2 separate regions of the Mus musculus genome follow, and region 1 is linked to region 2. Evidence: chromatin loops called from intact Hi-C (ENCODE). Cell type or tissue: heart. All regions are shown on one strand. Links, peaks and the distances in the headings refer to the core of each region. The heading gives the core; the rest is flanking DNA. Region 1 holds the start of B4galt1 (UDP-Gal:betaGlcNAc beta 1,4- galactosyltransferase, polypeptide 1). Region 2 has its middle 8.5 kb from the start of Gm34213.

Evidence for each region. Hi-C counts contacts between places; a loop is a spot of excess contacts. Peaks named below come from ENCODE experiments on the same cell type or tissue, not always from the same donor. Only the 100,000 strongest peaks of a DNase experiment are listed, where the experiment ranks them.
Region 1: it touches region 2 in a loop (2.9-fold over the local background); 14 of 42 quality-filtered maps call a loop at or near these places.

Annotation. Positions count from the first base shown.
Region 1 is chr4:40,852,575-40,855,461 of GRCm38, reverse strand. B4galt1 (UDP-Gal:betaGlcNAc beta 1,4- galactosyltransferase, polypeptide 1) reads left to right here and starts at 1,478. Exons shown (of 6, transcript NM_022305.5): 1 at 1,478-2,071. The coding sequence starts at 1,657. In heart, for the core only: no CTCF peak of the experiment used is centred there; DNase peaks (open chromatin) are centred at 1,351, 1,981 and 2,831; H3K4me3 peaks cover 2,469 bases; H3K27ac peaks cover 2,500 bases.
Region 2 is chr4:40,780,020-40,782,922 of GRCm38, reverse strand. No RefSeq gene overlaps it. Among named protein-coding and RNA genes, the nearest start is that of Gm34213, 8.5 kb to the right of the region's middle. In heart, for the core only: no CTCF peak of the experiment used is centred there; a DNase peak (open chromatin) is centred at 1,542; H3K27ac peaks cover 1,645 bases.

The DNA.
Region 1 (2,887 bases), core at 388-2,887, 72 kb before region 2:
GGAACTCACTCTGTAGAACAGGCTGGCCTCGAACTCAGAAATGCACCTGCCTCCCAAGTGGTTTTTTTTTTTTTAAATACTTTCTATGATTGCAACCAAATGTCACTCAGCCTGCTTTCTCATCGATGAATCGGAGACAGTTAACAACCCCTATTACATGGCATATATTGGTTAACAACAAACTCTCCAAACATAGGAGTAGCTAGAATTAGCATTCCCCATCTTAAGGTTCTCATCACATTCAAGGATAAATGGGTCTGAGGCCTCGGGGTCAAGACTTCAAGTGCTTAAATCTTCCAGCTTCCACTTTCAGATCAACAAGGTTAGGTAAAGGAACGCGCAGTGACAAAGTTTTTAGGAGCCCTGAGTTCCACAGCTTATCAGCTGTGAGATTTTACAGGCCATTCATTCTTATTCACTCCAAGGCACTGAAATCTTTGTTTACTACATAGTCTGGGCTGGCTCCAAACTCTGGCTCTTCCTGTCTCCGCAACCAGAGTCTGGGATTACAGGTGTTCACGACCGCGCCTAGATTCCAGTATTCTGTTAAATGGGGACTGTGTTCCAGCGCTGTGTACAACGGGCTGTTCTGTACGCAGGCTTAGGAATTAATGCAGTTTTCTGCCAGTCTCATCCCAACAAGCATGTGTCATCTCCATGTGGCATGCACTAGAGGCCATGTTGCACCTAGAACCAAGTTGGGCAGGTTCCTGAGGTTTCCCAATCCTGCAAACACTTATGTGGGAGTAAGAGTAGAGCAAGATGGTCACTTCCCTAGCAGGACTCAATAAGCAGCTCCTCCACTTTAGCCCCCTCACAGGCAGGCGGACCCAGCTAGGGTAAGTGGATCTTTGGAACGCCCCAGAGAATCCGTCCGCTGGCCTCGCGGGACGTCGAAGCCGGTTTCCTAGACGACCTTTCTCCACTCCATTTTCTCACTATCCCAAGGCTACCGCCTGTCCTCTTGTCCTCACTAGCTGCTGTCCCAGGCCCATACCCGAGTCACTGGGTACGTCAGGAAGTGGTGAGCAGCTCGTTGAACAAGAAGCTGGTTTAGAGAGACTTAAGCTCCACGGTGAACGCTAGGAAGAAAAGCTGAGCGCCGCTGGGTATGGGATGCCCGCTCAACCCAAGGCTGCGGTGGGGCTGGCGGAGCGCCACGTTTAGTCCCCAAGTGTCGCGACGCCCTGCAACCCAACCTCCCGAGGGCCCGCCCCTTAGTGCCTGCCCCCCAAGCTCCGCCCTCCCTTAGCTGCCAGAAAAACCCGGCTGAAGGTTCCGCCCCTCAGTCCCCTCTCCGAGCCTTGTCCCTCATGCCCCGCCCCTCTCGAAAAAGACCCGCTTTGCGGCCCCACCCCTTAGACTCCGCCCCCCCAGGTTCCGCGAACAGCCTTCCGAAACCCGGTTGAGGCCCCGCCCTAGGTCGAGACCACGCCCCCTGCTCATCCGCGCTTGTGGTTCCCGCTGATCTCTCCAAAGTCCCGCGGCCAGGGGTGTCGGCTTTCCGCCGCAGGCGGCCGGTGCTGCGCTAGGTCCTAGCCCCCTCCCCCCGGCCCCTCCTTCGATCGCTGTGGTCGGGTAGCGCCTGGCGGGCGGCCTGCGGGCGGGCCGTCCTCTCAGCCGTAGCCCACCCCCTCTTAAAGCCGCGGCGGGAAGATGAGGTTTCGTGAGCAGTTCCTGGGCGGCAGCGCCGCGATGCCGGGCGCGACCCTGCAGCGGGCCTGCCGCCTGCTCGTGGCCGTCTGCGCGCTGCACCTCGGCGTCACCCTCGTCTATTACCTCTCTGGCCGCGATCTGAGCCGCCTGCCCCAGTTGGTCGGAGTCTCCTCTACACTGCAGGGCGGCACGAACGGCGCCGCAGCCAGCAAGCAGCCCCCAGGAGAGCAGCGGCCGCGGGGTGCGCGGCCGCCGCCTCCTTTAGGCGTCTCCCCGAAGCCTCGCCCGGGTCTCGACTCCAGCCCTGGTGCAGCTTCTGGCCCCGGCTTGAAGAGCAACTTGTCTTCGTTGCCAGTGCCCACCACCACTGGACTGTTGTCGCTGCCAGCTTGCCCTGAGGAGTCCCCGCTGCTCGGTAAGACCCAGGATCTGAGGACGTGGACTCCTCGGATTTCCTCAGTAGGGTTCCAGGGATATTATCCTAAGATCTCTTTCAGGACTGCCAGCCACCAGGTTTTGATCAGAGTGCATAATCCCCAAGAAGGGCTTAATCCTCTTTGGGATGACCCAAAGAGAGGTTGGCTGGTGTCTCAAGAGGCAGGGGCCCTGTTGGGAAACCCCCAGGCTCTTACCCCAGCACCAGACAAGGCCCTGGAGACACCCTTGTTCTGGCCCAGGACTCAGGAAGTTTGAAGTTGGGGTCAGTTTAGAGTAGACTGAAAAGGCTGCTCTGCAACCTTCCCTACCTATAGTAGCAACACCGGCAACCTTCAACCTTCTGAGGACAAGACCGACAGTGAGAAAACCACCTCCCCTCCCCACCACCCTCCACTCCGCCTTAGAACAAGCCACTTAACTTTCTCTTTAAGGTTTCTTTCTGGTAAATGGAGATAATAAACCACACGTATTTTGGAGTTGTTTTGAAGAAGTAAATGAAACATTGTAACTAAGAGTTTAAAGAATGAGGATGAACTCTTAGAAAGTTGCTACAATTGTGGGATTTCCTCCTGTTTGTAGGTGCTGAACCAAGGGGCCTTCTGTCTCCCACCCCAAGTTCCTCCTCCTGATGCTTCCTCTTAACCAAACTGAGCAGGGCCCTCTCCAGGGGCAGAGGGCCTGTGTACTCAGGGGACTGACTGGAGGGCTAAAATTAACCCGGTCAATGGGGCTGCACTTTCCTGGAAATACTTGCCCAGCTGATACCAGGCAGGGGGGCAAGTATATGAGTTTG
Region 2 (2,903 bases), core at 108-2,607:
ATAATAAATAAATAAATCTTTAAAAAAAAAAAAAGAAGTTAAATCTGCCTTACTTTCCTGAGCCTTGTCTTTCTGTAGTTATTGGGTTTGATAGCATGGAGGTGGTCAACGCCCTTGAAGACATGACAAGGCTCTGGAATACAGAGATGAGAGAGGTTCTACTGAGGCAGGACAGAGGGATTAGGGGCTGAAGTAAGAGGAACTAGCACTCAGGGGAACTAAAAGTTTGACTTCGAGTGAAAGCAAAATATTATCTTTATTTTCATGTATGAATATTTTGGCTGCACATATGTTTGTGCATCACATACATGTCTGGCTTAGTCCAAAAGAGGACATTTGACCCTCGGGGAACTAGAGTTACAGACAGTTATGAGCCACCATGTGGGTGCTGAGAACTGAATACCCGTCTTCTGCAACATCACTAAGTGCTCTTAACCCTGGATTCATCTCTCTAGCCACAAGAGACTTAACGTTTACCTCCACCCCACCCTTCTTGTTCTTGCCTCTCCTTCCTGACAGACTGCTTTTGGGAAGTAAGGCTGGTTTGTTGGGTTGAAAAATGATTGGGCTGGGAAAGGTGGAGGTTCTGGTTGTGCAAGAGTGTTCAGTCTAAGCCACTAGCTGTCTTGGTGTGCCTTGGGCTAGGGGGAGGCTGTTTCCTGTGACTGAGAGGCCCTGGGGCAGAACTTGAGCTGGAACATCAGTTCTAAATGGACAAAAGTGTCAGCAGACATCTTGCCCTGGTAAGCCAGGGCTGGGCTGTGTCAAACCCTTTATTTCTAACTTGAGAAAGGCTTCAGGTTTCTGGGGTTTTTGTTTTTTGATTTTTTTTTTTCTTGACAACTGCAAATGTGCCACGTGGACACCACAGTAGCCAGACTCAACAAGAAAAACAATCCCCGGGGGAAATCTTACTCACTTCAGTCACAGGACTGCGGCGAGTGACTCAAAGTTTATCTGTCATATGACTATACATGTCTCTACCTATGGGCTTCCTATCTAAATATATGCATTCGTCTGTGTCCCTGTGGGGGCCTCTCTGTGTTGTATGCTGGCAGAGAGAAGAGGGGACAGTCTGTACTTCAGGTTGTGGATTTATGAGCACCATCCCGTGTTGCGTGCCTGTATGGATCTGCATGTCTCTGAATTCTGTCTGCGAATCCCCCATGTGCTGGTTTCTGTATTTTTACACTTGTGCGGAATTGCCCCTCATTTCCATGACTTTCTCCAGTTAACGTTTCCCTTCATTTTAGATGCTCTGCTCAGGCTCAACTCCTGTCAGGATTAAGGTACCACCTTAGTCTCAGATTCCAATGTTTTAGAGTGACTACATGTCAGTTCTTTCAAACCCTGACTCTCATCGTCTTCCACCTCACTGAGACTTCTACCAAGTTACAGCCCAACAGGTCCCTGCTGGGCTCCCTTAATGTCTCAACTGCCTAAAACCTGTAGCCACTGCTGGGATTCCTCGAGGTAATGCAAGCTGCTTTTTCTTCCTTATTTACAGCAACTCCCTTTACCAAGCCACAACATCCTGCCCATCCCCCAGCTGCTGCTCTGGACCACCTCACAGATAGAGCCTTGAGGTTAAAGGGTGTGAACTTCCTCCATTTCCTGCCCTTCCCACCTCTAAATCTGCTTGGAGCCGCTGCACCCTTGCTATTCCGTTTTTTTTTGTCTTTCTTCACATCCAAGGCTAGATTCTAGACTGTGGTGCCATCTCTTCAGTCTCTACTGTCATGTGTCATTTAATAACCACTAAAGAAAATCTAGTCAGGTTGCTTTAAGTCATCGTCTGTCCCTGAGCCATACAGTGGGAAAAGAAATATCTGGTGAAATGTGGTTTCCATGAAAGGGTTAATTGTGATGAGGCAGAATTTAAAATGGAGGGGTATTTAAGGAGGACACTGACAAGGGAAAGATGCCCTTTACCCTACGGCCTTGTGTGGGCTCCTCGGTAGAAAGCCGGTAGAAAGCCGAGAACTTCAATTCAAGAGACAGTCAGGAGAGCTCGACTTCATGGAGACAATGCTCATTTTCTTGATGTATCTAAAAGTCTAAGAACAACAAATGAACTGTTTGCTTAGGGCCAGGTACCTGGGGCCTGTGGGTTTACAGATGATATTCTTCTGGTATCCCTAAGCCAGAACAATGCAGAAGTCAACTTACAATTCCCTCTGCAAAGGGAAGTCTTCAGGATAAGAAAAACAATCGAACCAGCTCTTTCTTTTCCTTTCTTTTCTTTTCTTTTCTTTTTTTTTTTTTTTTTTTTTTTTGTTTTAAAAGACTTCTTGGGGCTGGTGAGATGGCTCAGTGGGTAAGAGCACCCGACTGCTCTTCCGAAGGTCCGAAGTTCAAATCCCAGCAACCACATGGTGGCTCACAACCATCTGTAATGAGATCTGACTCCCTCTTCTGGAGTGTCTGAAGACAGCTCAGTGTACTTATAGACAATAAAAAAATAAATTAAAAAAAAAGATTTCTTTATGCTGGACATAATGGTGCATGCCTTTAATTCCAGCACGTGTGAGTGAGCCAGAGGCAGTCAGATTTCTTTGAGTTAAAGGCCAACATGGTCTACGTAGTGAGTTCCAAGACAGCCACAACTACATAGTGAGATCCTGTGTCAAAACAAAACAAAACCCAAACAAACAAGCAAACAAAAAGATTTATTTACTTTTATTTTCCACGTATGAGTGTTTTGGCTGCATGTATGTCTGTGCACCATGTTTGTGAATGGTGCCCATGGAGACTGGGCGAGGACTTTGGATCCTCTGACTATAGTTCCAGTTGGTTGTGAGCCACCATGTGAGTGCTGGGAATGAAACTCCTGAGATAGCAGCAGAGCCATCTCCAGCCCCAGTGTTTGGTTTTTTAGAGAGAGTGTCTCAGGCTAGCCTTGA